Linked DNA regions of Homo sapiens: all the other regions are linked to region 1. Evidence: read pairs that join two places in POLR2A ChIA-PET (ENCODE). Cell type or tissue: GM12878. All regions are shown on one strand. Each heading gives the region's core, and the rest is flanking DNA. Links, peaks and the distances in the headings are about the cores only. Region 1 overlaps RNF114 (ring finger protein 114). Region 2 overlaps SLC9A8 (solute carrier family 9 member A8). Region 3 overlaps SLC9A8 (solute carrier family 9 member A8).

Region 1 (7,113 bases), core at 1,218-6,217:
TTAAAGGCGCCCGCCACCATGCCTGGCTAATTTTTGTATTTTTAGTAGAGATGGGGTTTCACCATGTTAGCCAGGCTGATCTTGAACTCCTGACCTCAACTGATCCACCCGCCTTGGCCTCCCAAAGTGCTGGGATTACAGGTGTGAGCCACCGTGCCCAGCCTACATTTTTTTTTTTTTAAAGGAGACTACACATGCCAGTAGGTAATATCTGAGTAAAATGTCCAAGGATTGATAAGCCTTTTCCTAATAATTTCACCTAAATCCTCTTTCCCCACAACTATGAAGAAGCTACTTCCAAAAATAAAATGGCAGCTTCATGGAGAAATTTGGTGGACACCAAGGGAACCAAGTTAATGTTACCAACAACAGACATCACATGACTTAATGTAGCACCCAGAGGACAGAGAACTCGTGTACCATCCCTGCCTCTGCCTTGGGGGGAGGGGGAAATTGCTATGAAAGACATTACAATTGTTAAAATTAAAACATGAATTTCACATTAGACATTAGATTGAATCAATGTTAAATTTCTTGAATATGATTAATTATACACACAAAAATATAATTTTCCAAGAAAACATTCTTGTTCTTAAGACATACACACTCCTGTATCAGGGTGCGAAGTATTCAGGGTGCAAAAATGGTCATGGTATCTGTAGCTTATTCCCAAGTGGTCAGCAAAAAATGTGTACTATAGAGCATGGTTAAGCAAATATGGTAAAATGTTAACAATCTGTCAATCTAGGTGAAGGGCACACAGGAGTTCATTCTACTAATCCCGTCATTTTTCTCCAAGCTTGATCCTTTCCCTTAATGAAGTTTAAAAAAAAAAAAAAAGGTTACTCACCACAGATTTGGTATCCGTGCTATGGAATAATTTGCAGTGTTCCACAAGTCCTTCCTGATCAAAGTTCTTCTCAGGACAGTAAGGACAAGGAAAGGTGTAACGGTTTGGAACATTCCTGGAAGGTGAAACACAGGAAAAAAGAAAACTTTTCTGTGAGTACCTTTCCATTAAACTTCAACCACAGTACACTCCAAAAAGGAGCAAAGCTCACCAAATGTGTAATGATAAGGATGCTGATGATCACTTCAGACTCAGGTCAAGTGTTGTGAAAATAACAGCTCAGCTGGCCGGGCGTGGTGGTTTACGCCTGTAATCGCAGCACTTTGGGAGGCCAAAGCAGGCGGATCACCTGAGATCAGGAGTTCAAGACCAGCCTGACCAACATGACAAACCCTGTCTCTACTAAAAAATACAAAATTTAGCCAGGCATGGTGGCAGGTGCCTGTAATCCCAGCTACTTGGGAGGTTGAGGCAGGAGAATCGCTTGAACCCGGGAGGCAGAGGTTGCAGTGAGCTGAGATTGCACCACTGCACACCAGCCTGGGCAACAGAGCGAGACTCTGTCTCAAAAAAGAAAAAAAGAATATAGCTCAGCTAACATCTGAAGTGAACACCAGAGTCCTCCCTTGCATACTCCTCCCAAAATACTTGTATCAGCTTTAGCCAGCATAACAATTCATACAACTAAACCCCTGGGCATGCAACCTCTTTGTATTAATAGCAAGAGATGACCTCCACCTAAGGGGAGACTGAGTCATTTACCTTGGCTGAAGAGATGCATCCTTAATGGTGGCCTTCACACCTTCCATGATGTAATTCTGGTATTTGGAACAAGTAGCCACGTGGGACCGGATCTTGGACAGGAAGAACTCAAATAGGAAGAATCAGAGCCCATAAGTTAGTGAGGACCTTGCAACAGGCAAAATATAGTCCCAAACAAGGGCACAAAGAAAACTAGACCTACACCACCCTGGCAAATAATCTCACCAAACTCCTGACTACGCTGATGGGGCTGAAACCCTGATTATTGCAGATTTCCCATTAATACCAAGGCTGCTATTTTATTCGACTAAATCAGGATATCCACTTCCACTCTAAAATAACTCTCCTAGAGGTTTGCTCCTATTCATGATAGGCTGTCTGCTCACAGACAAGCTCCAAATCTAGGATGTTTTTAAAAGTTTTCTATACTAGCATTTAAACTAGTCTCCTTACAGCAAGCCAAAAACCACATTCTGTTATGTGCAGCAGAGAAAAGTGATCCTTTAGGTAAAACATATAAAAGCCACTAACCCTGGTTAAAGTATCTATCACCAGCCTCTGAGAAATAATCTTTAAAATCTAAATTCTCTTTTTTTTTTTTTTTGAGACAGAGTCTCACTCACTCTGTCGCCCAGACTGAAGTGCAGTGGCACCATCTCGGCTCACTGCAACCTCCGCCTCCCGGGTTCAAGTGATTCTCCCACCTCAGCCTCCTGAGTAGCTGGGATTACAGGTGTGTGCCATCAGGCCCAGCTAATTTTCATATTTTTAGTAGAGATGGAGTTTCACCACGTTAGCCAGGCTGGTCTCGAACTCCTGACCTCAAGTGATCTGCCTGCCTCAGCCTGCCAAAGTGCTGGGTTTACAGGCGTGAGCTACCACGCCCGGCCCAGCCTTTCATATAAAATCTAGGCTGTGCAACAGTAAAACAGAAAGAGAAGAAAACCCAGAGAATAGTGCTTCATTACAGGTTTTCTAAAAAGAAAGAAAGTTTTAAGAATTGAAGAAAAGAGGGAAGATAAAGGAAAGAAAAACATTTTCTGAGGCATGCCAACAGTACAATCACTAATCTTGAAAATGGAGAAAAGCAAAAGCATACAGTAAAACAAACAAAAAGCCCATCATGGGCGGAGTACGGTGGCTCACACCTGTAATCCTGAGGGAGGCTGAGGTGGGCCATCACTTCACGCTCCCGAGTTCGAGATCAGCATGGGCAACATGCAAAACTCGTCTCTACTGAAAATACAAAAAAATTAGGCAGGCGTGGTGACACATGCCTGTAGTCCCAGCTACTTGAGAGGCTGAGGTGGGAGGATGGTTTGAGCCTGGGAGGCAGAGGTTTCAGTGAGCTGAGACCACGCAATTGCACTCCAGCCCGGGCAACAAAGCCAGACCCTGTCTCAGAAAAAAAACAAAACAAAACCAAAAACCACATTATGCATGCATAAATAAAGATGAAGAGACCGGGTGCAATGGCTCATGCCTATAATCCCAGCATTTTGGGAGGCTGAGGCGGGCGGGTCACGAGGTCAGGAGATCGAGACCATCCTGGCTAACACAGTGAAACCCTGTCTCTACTAAAAATACAAATATATATATATATATATATATATATCTCTGTGTGTATGTATGTGTGTGTGTGTGTGTGTGTGTGTATATATATATAGCTGGGCGTGGTGATGGGCACCTGTAGTCCCAGCTACTCAGGAGGCTGAGGCAGGAGAATGGCGTGAACCCAACAGGCGGAGCCTGCAGTGAGCTGAGATCACGCCACTGTACTCCAGCCTGGGCAACAGAGTGAGACTCCGTCTCAAAAAAAAAAAAAAAAAAAAAAAAAGAAGACAGTAGGGAATTGTATTTCAATATTTTGAGTTTCTAAAAGTAAACTTCAAAGGGGGAAAAAAATGCTCCAATATTTGAGCTCCAGCTTACCATGATGATTGTCTCACCTCCAGCTCAAGAACTTGACTTTAAGCTACAAACTGAGGAATCCTCAATTTTTTTTTCCTTTTTTTGTAGAAACTGGGTCCACTATATTCCCCAGGCTGCTCTCAAACTTCTGGGCTCAAGCAATCTTCCCACCTCAGCCTCCCAAGGAGCTGGGACTACATGCATACACCACTACACACAGCTGGTTTTGTTTGTTGGTTTGTTTTGGTATATACAGAGTCCCACTATGTTGCCCAGGCTGATTTCGAACTCCTGGGGTCAGTGATCCTCTTGCCTTGGCCTCTCCAAATGATAGGATATAGGCATGAGCCACCATGCCCAGCCTCAAGAGTGAAGCCCCCAATTAAGACACAGAAAATAGCCCTATTCAGCATTGAAATGGCCCTACTATGCATCCCTAATACTAAATCACGCTGAAAAGGAGATGGTAAGGTATATTCTTACTATGGGCATCCATACCGAAGTGTTAAAAATAATGAAACTGACATGCAAGGCTGTCCAATATGTAAGAGAAAAAAAACCTGAAAAGTGGAAAAAAAAAGTTGGGAATGAGTGTACATTTAAAAAAGTGAAAAAAGTTGAAGAAATATATATATTATAGTATAATCTCATTTTGCAAAAATCCTACAACTTGGTTGGTAAAAATTCTACAGTGTTTGTCAAAGGGCAGAAAATGTTATGCAGCTTTCGAAATTAAATCACTTTTTTTTTCCTTGAGACAGGGTCCGGCTCTATCACCCAGGATGGAGTGCAGTGGCACGAACTCAGCTCACTGCAACCTCTGCCTCCTGGGCTCAAGCCATCCTCTCACCTCAGCCTCCCGAACAGTTGAGACTACGGGCACACACCACCATGCCCTGCTAGTTTTTTGTATTTTCAGTAGAGCCGAGGTTTCACCATGTTGTCCAGGCTGGTCTAGAACTCCTGGACTCAAGCAATCCACCCACCTTGGCCTCCCAAAGTGTTGGGATTACAGGCATGAACCACCTTGCCAGGCCTTAAGTTGAACGAATTTTGAAGTAATCTCTGGAATGAGGAACAAGCCTACATTATTGTGTACTTTTGTATGGTCTGCAATTTTAAAAATTTTAATGATTCTAAAATCAACAAGGCTGTGTATATCTCTTGGAAAATAAGACAACAGTATTTCTCCTTTCCAGTAGCAGTTATAACAGGTATGAAAATAAATATACTTGACTCTGATTATACAAGAGCATGGATGCATTTCAAATGTTAGCTATTGTTATTACAATCCAATGATTTCATATTGACTTTTTTTTAAGAGACAGGGTCTTGCTGTCAGCCAGGCTGGAGTGCAGTGGCATGATCATAGATCACTGTAATCCCAAACTCCTGGGCTCAAGTGATCCTCTGGCCTCTGCCTCCTGAGTAGCTGGGCCTACAGGTACATACCACCACACCCGGCTAATTTTATTTTTTTGTAAAGATGAGGTCTCACTATGTTGTCCAGGCTGGTCTCTTAACTCCTAGCCTCAAGCTCTTGCCTCGGACTCCCAAAGAGCTGGGGTTACAGGAATGAGCCACCGCGCCTGGCCATAATTGATCTTTTATAGGAAAAAACTGGGATAACTGATTTCTATGGCTTTCAAACCTAAAATATATACTTAACCAACTCTTAAAAAAAGAAACAAAAACCAGTAAGGTTATGAAAACAAACCAGCCCAGCCATCACCACAGGTAATTGGCATGCACGCGTGCTGTTAGTGACCTAGTCATGCTCTAACTTCAGCAACAACATGGCAGCTGTACGTTTTACCCCAACTTATCATGGAAAGACATGGACTCTTCCACATCACTTCCACATACATTCTTACGGCAGCCATGGCAAGAAGTCTCTGTGCTCTCGATCTGCCGCTCGAGCTCCACGGCTCGGACGCCAGGTGCCAGAGCGCTGCGACACACCCCACAGACAGGCTTCTTCGGCTTCAGACATTCCTGCAGGCATGCAGAGCAAAAGCTAGAACAAGACATACAGAGAACCTCTGTCACGCATCATGGAGACAAGACGACAAATATGGATCAACTTTTAAAAAGACATCAATGGATAATGGAGTAAAAAACAACTTGCTCTCTCCTCCCAGTTCAAATACTAAGTCCTTCCAAGCCAGAAAAAATGAGGGATAGGAGTGGACTACAAAGAACACACAACTACAGAAACAAATGCAAACTCCTGTGATAGACACAGTGAAGGTGTTAAGGTTGAGGCTTCAAGCCTTAGGCCCTGCCACTGAAGGATCTCAGTGGGGTTTCTTGAATCTCCATTTTTTCCTTTGTGAAATGGAGAGAGTAGTACCTACCTCTAGGACTGCTGGGAGGATACAGTTTGTATAGCAGACCCCTGGCAGAGTGTCCAGCCCTTACAAAACGCACCACAAACGGGAGCTGCTATCATTACAGGTGAAGGCAAAGCGCTACAGGAACATAAAGGGAAAATCAACTAGTGACCTGAGAAGGAAAGGGCTGGTAAGACTGCAGTGAAGGCTGGGAGCGGTGGCTCACGCCCGTAATCCCAGCACTTTGGGAGGCCAAGGCAGGCAGATCACGAGGTCAGGAGTTTGAGACCAGCCTTACCAACATGGTGAAACCCGTCTCTACTAAAAATACCAAAATTAGCCAGGCATGGTGGCAGATGCCTGTAATCCCAGCTACTCGGGAGGCTGAGGCAGGAGAATTGCTTGAACCTGGGAGGCAGAGGTGGCTGCACACTCCAGCCTGGGCAACAGAGTGCGACTCTGTCTCAAGGGGGGGGTGGAGGGGAAGACTGCAGAGACGGCATCTCTGATCAGCCTTAAAAGGGTTCAGCTCAGCCAGGCGCGGTGGCTCATGCCTGTAATCCCAGCACTTTGGGAGGCCGAGGCGGGCAGATCACAAGGTCAGGAGATCGAGACCATCCTGGCTAACACAGTGAAACCCCGTCTCTACTAAAAATACAAAAATTAGCTGGGAGTGGTGGCGGGTGCCTGTAGTCCCAGCTACTCGGGAGGCTTAGGCAGGAGAATGGCATGAACCCAGGACGCAGAGCTTGCAGTGAGCCAAGATCGCGCCACTGCACTCCATCCAGCCTGGGAGACAGAGCGAGACTCCGTCTCAAAAAAAAAAAAAAAAGGGTTCAGATGGATCCTTTTGTAGTTCATGAACCTGAGGACTGGGTGTTCATGTGCATGTGTGAGATGTGCCACCCTCGAACCTTGTTACAGATGTTGGCCCATTACCCCTCTGGCATTTTAAAAAAAGAGGTCAGCTAGCAGAGGAAGGGAAGACTATTCTAGGCCTAATTTAGGCTTAAAATTGATATGTATCTGAGGAAATAAAAATCTAACAGACTTTTCCTCATAAACAGTAGGGAGCCAGGAGTTTAAAAGGAAGGTATTAACAAAACAAGGCCAAATCCAGGTTTCAGAAAAATATCTCTGTGCTATCATGGAAAACAAAGTTTTGTTACTTTTTTTTTTTTTTTTTTTTTTGAGACAGAGTCGTGCTCTGTTGCCCAGGCTGAAGTGCAATGGTGCAATCTCGGCTCACTGCAAAAT
Region 2 (7,113 bases), core at 1,458-6,457, 120 kb after region 1:
GCCCCATCCTCCTGAATAGCTGGGACTATAGGCGTGCACCACCATGCCTGACTAATTTTTGTTATTTTTAGTAGAGATGGGGTTTCGCCATGTTGGCCAGGTTGTTCTCGAACTCTTGACCTCAGGTGATCTGCCCGCCTCGGCCTCCCAAAGTGCTGGGATTACAGGCATGAGCCACTGCACCCAGCCTCATTTTCATTCCTTACAAATTTTAGCCTAAAATATATACATGAATCAGCATTACACAGCCAGTAAAAAAATAAATATGGGCCGGGCACAGTGGTTCATGCCTGTAATCCCAGCACTTTGGGAAGCCGAGGCAGGCAGATCACTTGCGGTCAGGAGTTCGAGACCAGCCTGGCCGACATGGTGAAACCCTGTCTCCACTAAAAATACAAAAATTAGCCAGGCATGGTGGTATGTGCCTGTAATCCCAGCTACTCAGGAGGCTGAGGCAGGAGAATCGCTTGAACCCAGGGGGCGGAGGTTGCAGTGCGCCAAGATCGTGATTGCACTCCAGCCTGGGTGAAAGAAGGAGACTCTGTCTGAAAAAAAAAAGATAAATAAATAAATATGTGAACTCAACTAATACATGGAAAGAACAGAAAAAATGATATAAACTCAAATTAAACTATACAAAGGCATCTAATACATACGGACATGTCTACACATGGACTGGAAGAGAATGAAACAAGATAAAAATAATTGTCAATAAACAAGATTTTTCTTTTTTCTATATATAGTAGTTGTTTAACTGTGCAAAAGAAATTAGTTTTTAAAAGGCCCAAACTACAGAATTCCATAAAGTATGGAAAGTATCCTGAAAGCTTCGAACAGGGGCCAAGGAACTCTTTAGAACTTCAGGTTGATACTATATTTTTATAAAGAATGAAAAGTGGCCAGACAGACACTCATTTAAAAATACAGTAAGGTAGAAGGAGGGGACATGTGCTTTTGGAGTGCAGATGGTCCTTTTCTATACTGAGAATTTCTTAGGAATGCTGAACACCTAACTATAAAGCAAAAGACCAGTAATGTCTCGAAATGACTGCAAGCTACAAAGCAACTTCTGGCAGGAGAGGAAAATTTATCCCTGAAAGAACGAAAACCATACTTTCTCTGGCAACTTCTTCTAGATTCTTTTTTGGCACAAAGTTGGAAATTCTTGAAATGGTAGATATCTCAATATTTTGTTACACTTTGCTCCAGCTGGAGAAAAACGTTTTCCTTCCATTTCTTTAGCTTTATGAAATACAGAATTACTTTGATAGCTATGTCAGCATTTACAAATTCTAACCAAATGTCCTCTAACATAATTTTTAAAAAGTACTTTCTGGACCTCAGCACTCTCCCTGGAAGTGCTCTTGGGTTTCCAGTCACCTGAGTTAGCAAGTAAGCATTGAAAGCAAGACTGCCTTTCCATCACTTCTCCCAAGACCTAGCTATTCAGGCTACAATTATTTCTGCAACATCAGTGAAGAAATGAACCTTGTAGATGGAGAGCTCTGGCTGACTCCCAACACCATTCCACCCCACTCCCAGTTGAGGTCGCCAGGTGGTCAGAGTTCATCCTGCAACTTTTGGTGCCAGAAAGAAGAGGAGGTTCTCTCTCCCACTGCAGTTACTGCTTTAAGGGCTTACCACACCAAGAGCCTGTCTGAGAACGGATCAGAGTACCACAGGGAGAGAGCCTGCCTGACAGCGAAGCCGGGGAAAAGGGATTCACTGCTGAGGCATGGAGAAGAACTGGGTCCAGGAGACCTGATTCAGCTAAGTCTCAAGCTAATACTACCTGTAGTTTTGCCAGTTACATGAGTCAAGAGGTGAGCGCCCCTACCCCCACCAATTTTTTTTGTTTGTTTGTTTTGAGACAGAGTCTTGCTCTGTCACCCAGGCTGGAGTGCCCTGGCGTTGACTGGAGCTCAATGCAACTTCCGCCTCCTGGACTCAAGTGGTTCTATTGCTTCAGCCTCCAGAGTAGCTGGGATTACAAGCACCTGCCACCATGCCCAGCTAATTTTTCTATTTTTAGTAGAGACAGGGGTTTCACCATGTTGGCCAGGCTGGTCTTGAACTCCTGGCCTGAGGCGATCCACCCACCTCAGCCTCCCAAAGTGCTAGAATTACAGGCATAAGCCACCGCGCCTGGCCAATTTATTTTCTTTTGAATTGGGTTTTGTCCCTTGAATGGAAAGAGTTCTATGTTAGTTAAGATGCTTTTAGTTGCAAGTAAAAGAACCTAGACTAAAAATGGCTTAAACAATAGATGTTGGTTTTGGTTTTTTTTCTTTATTCCAAGTCAACAACAGCTAATAGATGTTTATTATCTCATATAAAAGGTAGCACTAAGATAGGAAGTTTCAGGGCTATCAACTCAACAAAGCAACAATGCTATCAATAATCTGGGATTCCCATCTGTCCCCTCGGCAATCCTTAGCATTCTGGCTTTTGTCTTTGAGCCACAGTAGTTGCAAGATGGCTACCAGTCCACTAGGCATCACACTCTCATTCAGCAGCATCAAAGAAATGAAGGGGAAATGTCTCATTACTATCTGAGAGGAAAACATTTTCCAGGACCCACTACCTCATCACGCTTCCCCTTGGTGTCACTGGCCAGAACTGGGTTTCACACTGCCTTGCCGCCCCTACCCCTCTGAACTAATCATTGGCAGAGAAGAGTGAAATTAACATGATGGCAAAGACCAATCTTGACTTGGAGGGGCCCATCTTCCTTGAGCACACTGTGGCAAGATACCTGATCAAATTTGGGGTTCTATTTTCAAGGAAGAAGGGGGAAATGACTCTTTGGTAAGCCACCAACAATGTCTGCTCTAAGTCCTAATAGAAGCACTGGTGTTCAGCAAGCTGCAGTTACCCAGACATTCAAGAAACATGAGGAGCTTGAAATTCCAAATGAAATTATAAGAATTATCATTTTAATTTTCATGTGTATAATATCTAAATACACACCAACTATAATTTTGATAACAAATTTATGTAAGAAGCTATAAAACTGACCACACAACTGTAAATTCCTTGGAGTAGTTCTTAGAGCCTTTACCGAATGTCCCAGAATTATGGGTATTAGTCACATAGGTTCTTTTCAATATGCCTAATAGCAGAAAGGAATGTTAATGAGCAAGGCTCCTATTCTTAGAGCTCTATGACTATCTTACTAGCTAAGGTTGTTAGAATCTACCAAGATATATTGCTAAAAAACATGCTAAAAACAGAACAAGAACTTTTTGAGTAAAACTGGTTTTGAAACCTGTACTCGAGGTCAACACTATCCAGTGGTGCCCATTCCTTAAAATACGGCATCACCTGGAGGTCATAAGGCATAAATGAGATAGATGACAATGTGAAGCCTCACAAGCCAGGATCTGGCACTTAGTACTGAAGTCCAGGGAAAATACAGGAGAGTCTGAACCAAGGTAGTAGGACTGCTGGGGTGATGGGAGGAGGGGGAGGCTAGTGAACAGAGTCTAAACAATCATTTCCAAAGCTAATCTAAACAATAACTATCTTGTGAAAGAATTACTACTCCACTAAAGATCTACCAGGCAATGAAAGTTAATTTCTAAACATCAGCAGTGATCAGGAAAAATTAAATACCATCAGTAGGCAAGTAGAAACTAGTAAAAGTGACTGCAATATAATAAACTGATAAAAAGCTTTGGCTGACCTTAGTAAGACTTTATTTACTGTGCCTTACATGTCTCCACCCACATTTTAGCCTTGAACTTACACTTACGGAAATTCCCCACTTCTTCCTTCACTAACCACTTCAATGAACTTGTGTGTGCATTCACACCTGTTATTACACGGGTTCATTCACTGCAACTAGATCTCAACAGTTAATTGGCACAGGAAACAAAACAGAAATGTAAGTGGGGTAGAGCACAATGCTCTCTGAAGACTTTAGACCTGACTCTGGCATTAAGTGAGCCATTTCTTCCTCCTAAACTGTAAAGTCAGAGTCCCTTCTGTCTATAAAATTGAGTGATTCTATGAAGTGTCATTACTTACCTTAGTTGAGTTGGATGTCAGCCTAGCCTAGCAGTAGAGGTCAATGTTCCCCAAGGGTAGTTCTACCAGAAGCAAAAGGCTAAGAAAGGGCCTTTGAGCTGTACAGAGCTGTATGGCCTTTGGGCTTCTACATGACCTTTAGGAGGTCACTACCCTTCTTGAGCCCCAGTGTCCTCATCTGTAAAATGGGATCATAGCACCCTTAGGGCAGGTTGCAGTGAGGATCAAATGAGATCAGGGATGTGATGCATCTCTTGTGGTTCCTGGCACTAAAGAGGCACTCAAAAAATGGTAGTTATTGTTACTGCTTTTATTATGGAATCACCAATACACACTTACCTAAAGAAACAACAGCAACACTCTCTGGCAAGAAATGTAATCTGTATCGGATCAGTAAATGCACCAATATGATGCAGATAGCTGTGGAAAAAAAAATAATACAATGTTTTAAAAAAAACACTCAATTCTGAATGATAAACACCAAGTTCAAGTCAGTGGTTATTTCTGGGGGGGTCCTCACAGAAATGGACAATTGGAATAACACAGTGAACTTCAGCGGTGTTTTTCGTGTCTCATTTCTTAAACTGGAGGTACATTTACAATGTTTATTATATTTTCTCTATACTTCTTTGTCTGCCTGAACTAGTTTGTTTCCCAGTAGTTATTGGAAGAGGAACAGAAATCTAACTTTTTTGAGACAGGGTCTCACTGTGTCATCCAGGCTAGAGTGCAGTGGTATGATCTAGGGTCACTGCAGTCTCAACTTCCCAGGCTCAGGTGATTCTCCCATCTCAGCCTCCCAAGTAGCTGGGACTAGAGACACATGACACCACACCCAACTAATTTTTTTGTATTTTTAGTAGAGATGGGGTTTCGCCACATTGCACAGGCTGGTCTCCAACTCTTGGGCTCAAGCAATCCACTCACCTTGGCCTCCCAAAGTGCTGGGATTACAGGCGTGAGCCACGGTGATCAGCCAGAAACCTATTTTTTTATATAAGCTGTTAAACCTTATAAAATTATTTAAAATTATTCAAATTTTTCTGATTCTGAGAAATGGTCTTCAACTTTTTGGAAGTGATTATCAACTGGAACACTATATGGTGAAGAGGAAGTCAATGAAATCAATCACTTTTACATAAATGTAACTGCAACAGATTGCATTGACACAAATTATTTTGCCATCATGTGACTGGCTCTTAACATAGAGGGAAGTAAGGGTTTTACAAACAGGAAAAAGTAAATGGTTTGGTGACAAGAACATCAGAGATCTGAATATGGAACACTCCTGCTCCCCAGCTGGGTGCAGCTGTGTCCTGCCATTCCCATCGGCTGAGGACTTCCCATGAGCCATGAACTAGGCTGAACACCCCAAATACTCTCTCATTTAATCCTCCAACTTCCCTCGGAATTAGCTGTCATTACCACTATCTTCTCTGATTACAAATCAGAAAACTGAGGCTTCTAGACATCACAGCCCCTGTCACACCACTGGTAGGTGCTGCAGTATTGAGTCAGATTCCAAATCTGTGCTCTTAACCACAGCATACCCCACCACCTCCCACTTGGCTGGATGCCTTCATTCCTCAATCTCCAAAACAGAATAATGTCTAACTTTCCTCACAGAGGTGTTGTTATGAAAGAAAATAAGAAGATGTAAAATAAAACGATTTGAAAGGGATATTTCTGCCCCCACCAACCCCCCGGCAAAAAAAATGGGTACTTCACAAAAATTATTCCTGAATGTAATTTCCTAATCCAAATGTTAGCGTGCATGTCTTTCTTTTACTGGGCACCTAGATGGTATACCAGCTCATCAACCACAGTATTAACAGGACTAACATTAATTTTGTTATTTTTTTCAAGGAAATGTTTAAACAATCCACATGCCTGTTAACTGGTCACCCTCAGAGGCTGCACTGACAAATTAGGTTTCTTTAATCCCACCAAAAAACACCAGGTGGCCAGAGTGTTGTAAATGTAGACATTTTGTCCTCTTTTCATTCTGTGCTTTAAACTATCAATCTGTGGTGTTATTTTTATATAAATATTTAACCTAGTTAGAAATCCTACATTAAATACTAATGGCAAGAAAAAAGTTCCAGTGCATAAACATAACATGTGACTAATGAACATGCCCAATGTCTAGACAAAACAAAAAACGGCAAATAAGCACATAAGTGGACAGAAAATAGACCAAGAGAGTTGAACCAGTTTCTGCTCTTCCTTTGTACCAAGCTAGATTTTTAAAAATTTAAGTTATTCTCATAAATAGATCAAACAACTCTTTGCGGCTTTAAGAGCAAAAGGGGAAACTATTAACAGAAAGAGTTAATATAAGGCTCATCAATGCCAGGTAACAGCCTTCAGCCATTAAAAAGAATAAAGTCAGAAAAGACAATCCATAGAAGGGGAGAAAATATTTGCAAATCATATATCTGATAAAGGTGTACTATCCACAATATATAAAGAACTCTTAAACTCAACAGCCAAGAGACAAACACCACAGCTTTTAAACGGGCATAGGACATGAATAGACAAAAGATGTTCAACATCAATAGTCACAAGGGAAACTAAAATCAAAATACAATGATTCACTGGAAGGACATGTAAGATTTTTTAAAAAATACAGTGAGGGCCTGGTGCGGTGGCTCACACCTGGAATCCCAGCACTTTGGGAGGCTGAGGCAAGCAGATCACCTGAGGTCGGAGTTCAAGACCAGCCTGGCCAACATGGTGAAACGCCGTCTCTACTAAAAATACAAAAATTAGCAGGGTGTGGTGGTGCGCACCTGAATCCCAGCTATATGGGAGGCTGAGACAGGAGAATCACTTGAACCCAGGAGGTAGAGGTTGCAGTGAGCCAAGATCATGCCACTGCACTCTAGCCTGGGAGACAGAGCAAGATTCCATCTCAAAAAAAACAAAACAAAACAAAAATACAATTTCATATCCACTAGGATAGCTATAATTTTTTTTTTCCCCGAGACAGAGTCTCACTCTGTCACCCAGGCTGGAGTGCAGTGGTGCAATCTCAGCTCACTGAAACCTCCACCTCCCAGGTTCAAATGATTCTAGTGCCTC
Region 3 (7,113 bases), core at 1,208-6,207, 48 kb after region 1:
TTTGTTTTTTATTTGCAGTTCTTTATATAGTCTGGATATTGATCCCTTATCAGATACATGATTTGCAAATATTTTCTCCCATTCCATAGGTTATCTTTTTCATACTGTTATTTCTTTTGATGTGCAAAAATTTAAAAGTTTGATGTAGTCGGCTGGGCGTGATGGCTCACACCTGTAATCTTAGCACTTTCGGAGGCTGAGGTGGGCAGATCACCTGAGGTCAGGAGTTTGAGGCCAGCCTGGCCAACATGGTGAAACCCCATCTCTACTAAAAATACAAAAATTAGCTGGGTGTGGTGGCGCATGCCTGTAATCCCAGCTACTCAGGAGGCTGAGGCAGGAGAATCGCTTGAACCCAGGAGGCAAAGATTGCAGTGAGCCAAGATTGCGCCACTGCACTCCAGCCTGGATAACAGAGCAAGACTCTGTCTCAAAAAAAAAAAAAAAAAAAAAAGTTTGATGTAATCCCATTTGTCTATTTTCGCTTTTACTGCCTATGCTTTTGGTATAATATCTAAGAAATCATTGCCAAATCCAATGTCATGAAGTTTCCCCTTAAGTTGTCTTTATAGTTTTGGGTCATACATTTAGGTCTTTTATCTATTTTGAGGTAATTTTTGTATACAGAATAAGGTAGGGGTCTAACTTCATTCCTTTCCTTATGAATGTCCAGTTTTCCCAACACTATCTGGTGAAGAGACAGTCCTTTCCCCATTGAGTGGTTTTGGTACTCCTGTCGAACATCATTTGACCATATATGTGAGGGTTTATTTTTGGGCTCTCTATTCCATTCCATTGGTCTATGAGTGTATACCTGTTTTCATGCCAGTACCACACTAGTTTGATTACTGTAGCTCTGTAATATACTTTGAAATCATGAAGTGTAACGCCTCCACCTTTGTTCTTTTTAAAGATTGTTTTGGCTATTCAGGGTCCCTTGAGATCCCATATGAATTTTAGGATGGTTTTATTTCTCTATTTCTGTAAAAAATGCCATTTATAGGGATTGCATTGAATCTGTAGATCCACTTTGGGCAGTATAGATCGTTTTGTTGTTGTTTTTTTGAGACAGGGTCTCGCTCTGTCACCCAGGCTGGAGTGCAGTGGTGCAGTCATGGCTCATTGCAGCCTTGAACTCTTGGTTCAAGAGATCCTCCCACCTCAACCTCCCAAGTAACTGGCACCACAGGCATGTGCCACGCATGGCTAATTCTTAATTTTTTTTTGTTGAAACAGGGTTTCACTGTGTTGCCCAGGCTGGTCTTGAATTCTGGCCTCAAGTGATTTGGGAGGTCTTGGCCTCCCAAAGTGCTGGGATTACAGGCGTCAGACACCATGCCTGGCCCTATTTGTGTCTTTTAAAATTTCTTTCAGCATGTTTTATAGTGTTCAGTGTACAAGTCTTTCTTGCTGCTTGGTTAAATTTATTCCTATTTAATTCTTTTTGATGCTATTATAAATGGGATTTTTTTCTTAATTTCCTTTTCTGATTGTCCACTGTTTATGGAAATGCAGCTGACTTTTGTGTGTTGACTTTGTATCCTGCAACTTTGCTGAATTTATTTATTAGTTTGAACAGTTTTTTTCTTGTGGAATCTTCAGGGTTATCTACATATAAGATCATGTCATCCATGAGATAATTTTAGCTTCTTTCTTACCAACCAGGGTATCTTTTCTTTGGTTTTCTTGCTTAATTGCTCTGGCTAGAACTTCCAGTACTACGTCGAATTGAAGTGGTGAATGTAGGTATCCTTGCCTTGTTCCTGATCTTAGAGGATAAGCTTCCAGTCATTCACCATTGAGTATGCTGTCAGCTGTTATCCTAGATGGCCTGTATTGTGTTGCAGTAGTTTCCCTCTATTCCTAGGTGGTTGAGTGTTTTGATCGTGAAAGGGTGTTGAATGTGTGCATGTATTGCATGGTAGCTGGCTGTTGGGGTTTGCTTGGATTTGGGTCTGATCTCTGTGGTAAGAATACTTGATGCGTATTCTCTCATCAGGAGGCATATTATGTCGAGTTCTCTCCCTTTGGGGAATTAGCAGCTATTAAGGCTGTTACTTCCCACTTAGATCCATTATTTCACTGGAAGTTACAAAATAGAGATATTCCAATTCAATGATTTCTTCTTTGTTTGGCAGCTGGAATACTTCTATAAAAGGCAACTTCCCTGTGATGGTGGTTATGCGAATCTACACGATATAAAATTGCGTAGAACTAAACACACACACACACGAGTGCCTGTAAAACTAATGAAGTTGGAACAAGATCTGTGGACTGTGGCAATGCCAGTTTCTTGGTTGTGAAACTATTCTGTAGTTGTGCAAGATGTTACCACTGAGGGTAACGGGGGGAAGGGTACATGGGACCTTTCTGTACTATCTTTTTTGCAACTTCTTGTGAATCTGTGATTTTTTTTTCTTGAGACAGGGTCTCATTCTATCACCCAGGCTACAGTGCAGTGGCACGATCACAGCTCACTTTAGCCTTGACCTCCTGGGTTCAGCCTTCTGAGTAACTGGGACCACAGGTGTACACCAACATGCTGGCTAGTTTTTTTTAATTATATATAGAGAGACAGGGTCTCCCTATGTTGCCCAGGCTGGTCTCAAACTCCTGGGCTCAAGCAGTCTTCCCACCTTGGCCTTCCAAAGTGTTGGGATTACAGGTGTGAGCCACCACACCTGGCCTTACTCTTCTGTTTTTTTCCCCAACCTTTAAAAAATGTTAAAACCATTTTTAGCTCTTAGGTAGTACAGACACAGGAGGCGGGCTGGATTTGGGCCACAGGCAGTAATTTGCCAATCTTTGCCCCAGGGCTAGAAGAGGAATCGTGGGTGGAAGGGCCACAGGCCTCTCCGTGGTGACTGCATCAGTTTGGACCCTCACCTGTTTCCCTAGGGGCCTTCAAGTCACTCCATCTAATGCACTGCTCCTCTAGTTCTGGTCAAAGAACATGTGTGTTCCTTATTATTGACTTAATAAATATTCTTTATGAGAGAAATAGAAAGTATATGCAAACAGCAAGATTTTAAAAGTTACCTATAATCGGCCAGATGCGGTGGCTCATGCTTATAATCCCAGCACTTTAGGAGGCTGAGGTAGGTGGATCACTTGAGGTCAGGAGTTTAAGACCAGCCTGAACAACATGGTGAAACCCCGTCTCTACTGAAAATACAAAATTAGCCAGGCGTGGTGGCAGGGGCCTGTAGTCCCAGCTACTTGGGAGGCTGAGGCAGGAGAATCTCTTGAACCTGGGAGATGGAGGTTGCAGTGAGCGAAGATCGTGCCACTGCACTCTAGCCTGGGCAACAAGAGCAAAACTCCATCTCAAAAAAAAAAAAAAATTTACCTATAATCCTTCCACTTGGAGAGAACCAAAGTTAAGTTAAAACTCTATGTCTATCCTTTAAGATTTTTTTCCTGTATACACATACTGCTAATTTAATTTATAGAGCCACATCTATTGATATGGTTCTGAAATCTGCTTTTCTCAGTTCATGAAGTTATAACAGCATTATTTCTGTTGTAACAAAATACCCAACCAGAAATGGCAGATACAGAACATGTATTGCCCCATGTCATGAGATCCAGAGGGAGGTCAGTTCCAGGACTGGTTAATTAACTGCTCCAGCAGTGTCCTTGACAACATACAAGCCTTCTGTCTTTCTGCTCTGCCATCCTCAGCATGGTGGCAAGGTGTTCCCTCCTGGTCTCCAAATGGCTGCAGCAGGTGGAGGCATTACATCCTCAAGTAATGGGAGGCAAAGGTCAGACAATGGGAAGAGAACATGTCCCTTCCTTGAGTGTCTTTTTGAGAGTAAGGAAAGTTTTAGAAATTCCTCAAAAGATTGCTTCAGGCCAGGCGCGGTGGCTCACACCTGTAATCCCAGCACTTTGGGAGGCCGAGGTGGGCGGATCACCTGGGGTCAGGAGTTCGAGACCAGCCTGGCCAACAGGGCAAAACCCCATCACTACTAAAAATACAAAAATTAGCTGGGCATGGTGACGGGCACCTGTAATCCCAGCTACTCAGGAGGCTGAGACAGGAGAATCGCTTGAACCCACGAGGCGAAGATTGCAGTGGCCGTGAGCTGAGATGGTGCCACTGCACTCCAGCCTGGGCGACAGAGCGAGACTTCGTTTTTTTTTGTTTTGTTTTGTTTTGTTTTGTTTTTTTTAATCGCTTCATTCTCCTGCCAAATAAGGTCACAGACCCATTCCTCAGCCAATCTCAGACAAGTAGAGGGAATGACCAGGAACAACCTGAACCGAGAACTGGCTCTGTTTCCCCTTGAAGCATACAGTCACCCATTACACGAACCACATGGGTTCTCTTAGCAAAGACAACAGGGCTCGGGGAAGAAGTGGTGGTTGAAAGGAACCACCAGGTCTTCCATATTAGGGATGAATGGGTGCGCGCTGGAGTGCCAGTATGTGTATTTGTATAAAAGGATGTACTAAAATTTCTACTTTCGTTTTTAGTCATTTTAAAATCTCAAACAGCATTTAAGGAGAGGGTGAAATGTTTCTCTCTCCCTAAAGGTGGTAAAATGCTGGTCTGATAACATTCTAAACATTTTTCCACATCCTTAGAATCTTGAGCTGTTGGTAAATATTCTATCATCATTTATCTCACCAGTCCCTCATTCATGGACAAGGAAGTTGTTTTCCATTTATCCTCATTCAGATATTGCCGGGATGACCATTCTTGGAGTGCGGTTTTCATGCACTTTCCTTTTGCCCCATGAGTGGAACTGCTGGGCCGTTTTCAGGCTTTGGAGAGCTGTCACCACAGTGTCCTCTGGAGAGTGTGAGCCAGCTGCCCTCCCACCAGCAGATAGGAGCGTATGGCTCATCTTCGCCACAAAATGAACCAACTACATTTTTGTGCCCTTTTTTTTCTGTAAGCAAAGACTTATTTTCTTCCCCATTTACATCAGGGTATTAGCTGGCAGCTGCCTGTATGCGCAGAGGTTCCTTCTGTCCCCAGCACCAGACTGGTCCCAACTGATGCTAAGACCCCCCAGGTCTGCCAGGCGGCCTCCCCAGGCAGGGGGAGTGTGGCTGATGCCTGCCTGCTCTCCTGCAGGTCCATAAATATTCACAAAGAGGACCCTCATTTACGGGGCACTTACTGTCACCCAGGGCCTTGAGATGACTGTACTGGCCCCTGGCCCCTGACCCCCACTGCCCTTCATGTCTCACATCTTCTCTGGCTAGAGCCAGAGGGCTGTGTTGTCCCTTGCTTGGGGTGGGGGGGTTGCCTCCAAGAGGCAGTGGGGCCCCGCTCCAGGCCAGCTTCATTCCCCTAGTGCCCTGTGGAATAATAAGCGGGGGTTACAGGACCCTCAACTTTGTGTGTGACCCTCCAACCCCCCGCCAGCTTTCTAGCCTCTAAGGAAAATATTTCTTGCCTCGATTGCTCCCCTCTACCCTGAGAGCTTTTTTTAGGAGTTGAGAAGGTTGAAATACAAATGAAACATACCCTGTTCCGTGGGAACGAGGTGCCCACTCAGGACCACCCCCCACCTTTGCTGCCAGCACTCCGTTCCGTCCCAGCTGACACTCTGCTCAGCACAGCGCAGCTCCACTTCCCAGCCGCCCTCGCAGGCAGGGCTGGCCTGGAAAATTCTGCTGTTAGCCAGAGTCCTTATCACTCTCGTGGTGCCTCCCTGACACTGAGGCCAAGTGTCAGCTACCACTTCTCATCACACTTGCAGTTTTTATTATGGTGGAGAAATATTTCTCTGAATCTGGGTTTCCACCAAAAGCGGGCCACGGGGAGCCCACTGTGGCCTCGGGAGTCTCCCCTGGGGTGGGCTGAAGCACAGTGTGGGAAGGAACCAGGAAACTCAGCTCTTGCCCCCTGGCTGGGGCCAGGACAGCTTCTCCTGACTGGTTTCATTTTACATCACATGCATTTTTGGTTCGTGCCTGTTACCTTCAGCAGCTTGGATGCCTTTGGAAGTACGTGGGGGTATAGATGAACTCACGACCCTTCTTGCCCCACATGCCACCACTTCTGATCAGAGGCTATGGATGCCCCCGCTCCTGCGGCAGGGCAGGTTCAGTGACAGAATTTCCCCATTTCACCATCAGGCAAAGGCCTGTGGGGGACTGATCTGTAAGCCCCGAGCAGGAGGTCAGGCGGCCCTGCAGCCTGGGCGAACAGCCAGCGAACCCAGGGAGGAAGGGCTCCCAGCATCGTGAGGAGAAGCTGAGCCTGGCTGGGGGCTGAGCTTCACATGCTCCTCACTGAGGGCCAAAGGTAGGAACCAGACGCAGGCCAGCCTGACCCAGCCCTGCTCCTAAGCACTGTACTTCCTGGTGACATGGCTGCCACCGGCCCAGGGGCTGGGTAGCTGTGTGCCACAGAGCCCAGTCTAGGAGGTGTGACCTGTGCATCTGCAAAGCCACCTGAACATGAACACAGACACTGGCTCCAATTCAGCAGCATACACTTTATTTCTAAATAGGCATCCAGTGACACGACTGTTCATACATCTATTCCTGACTCCCTTAAAGAGTCCAACGAGATGACGCAGGGGCTCCTGCATGGCAGCCACAGGTCCCCCATCTCTGACCCGCCTTCCCCTCCCAGCCCAAAGCCCCACCAAGAAGAGCAGCACATCACTGCTCAGGAAACAGGGGCCTAACAGGGGCCTCTTGCAGCTCACTTGGGGGAGAAAAATGAGTAAGTCTGGCCTTCATAATGCTTCTTAAAACAAAAACCCAGCACTCGTCATTTTTACAAAGGAAATGATGAAAAGGAATGTAAGATTCACATCCATCTTGAGGACAATTCAAGCTTCGTCATTTTGAGGACGATTCAAGATTTGCAGATCCTTACTTGGAGAAACCGTCAAAGCCTTTGGTGTAAGCCAGGCCATGCCCACCATGCAGGTGGAAGCAGGGAGGCCTCCCCATCCCAGCCTGAGGCTCTGGTTCCGCAGGGCTGGCAGCTGACTTTTGACCACGGATGCACATCTTCCCATCCAATCACAGGCCCACTGCTCACCAGCACTTCGCGCTCACTCCGAAGCCAGTGAAGCCCCCGCAGAGCAGCCGGGGAGACCAACTCAAGGGCACCAGAGGCCACAGCAAGAAAATAGC

What was found. Peaks named below come from ENCODE experiments on the same cell type or tissue, not always from the same donor. Only the 100,000 strongest peaks of a DNase experiment are listed, where the experiment ranks them.
Region 2: POLR2A ChIA-PET joins it to region 1 with 6 read pairs; 12 of 35 experiments call an interaction of 5 or more read pairs at or near these places.
Region 3: POLR2A ChIA-PET joins it to region 1 with 5 read pairs; 8 of 35 experiments call an interaction of 5 or more read pairs at or near these places.

The regions. Positions count from the first base shown.
Region 1 is chr20:49,939,988-49,947,100 of GRCh38, reverse strand. RNF114 (ring finger protein 114) reads right to left here. Exons shown (of 6, transcript NM_018683.4): 2 at 5,390-5,540; 3 at 1,613-1,719; 4 at 851-965. LOC124904976 (small nucleolar RNA U13) reads left to right here and starts at 6,701; the gene lies at 6,701-6,805. RefSeq lists an enhancer at 4,167-4,336. In GM12878, for the core only: no CTCF peak of the experiment used is centred there; no DNase peak of the experiment used is centred there.
Region 2 is chr20:49,820,397-49,827,509 of GRCh38, reverse strand. It overlaps SLC9A8 (solute carrier family 9 member A8), which reads right to left. Exons shown (of 16, transcript NM_015266.3): 3 at 4,369-4,449. Among named protein-coding and RNA genes, the nearest start is that of SLC9A8, 11 kb to the right of the region's middle. In GM12878, for the core only: CTCF peaks have their summits at 4,075 and 5,521; a DNase peak (open chromatin) is centred at 3,809; H3K27ac peaks cover 1,797 bases.
Region 3 is chr20:49,891,571-49,898,683 of GRCh38, reverse strand. SLC9A8 (solute carrier family 9 member A8) reads right to left here. Exons shown (of 16, transcript NM_015266.3): 16 at 6,442-7,113. Among named protein-coding and RNA genes, the nearest start is that of SPATA2, 20 kb to the left of the region's middle. RefSeq lists an enhancer at 3,948-4,117. In GM12878, for the core only: no CTCF peak of the experiment used is centred there; DNase peaks (open chromatin) are centred at 4,313 and 4,734; H3K4me3 peaks cover 996 bases; H3K27ac peaks cover 1,549 bases.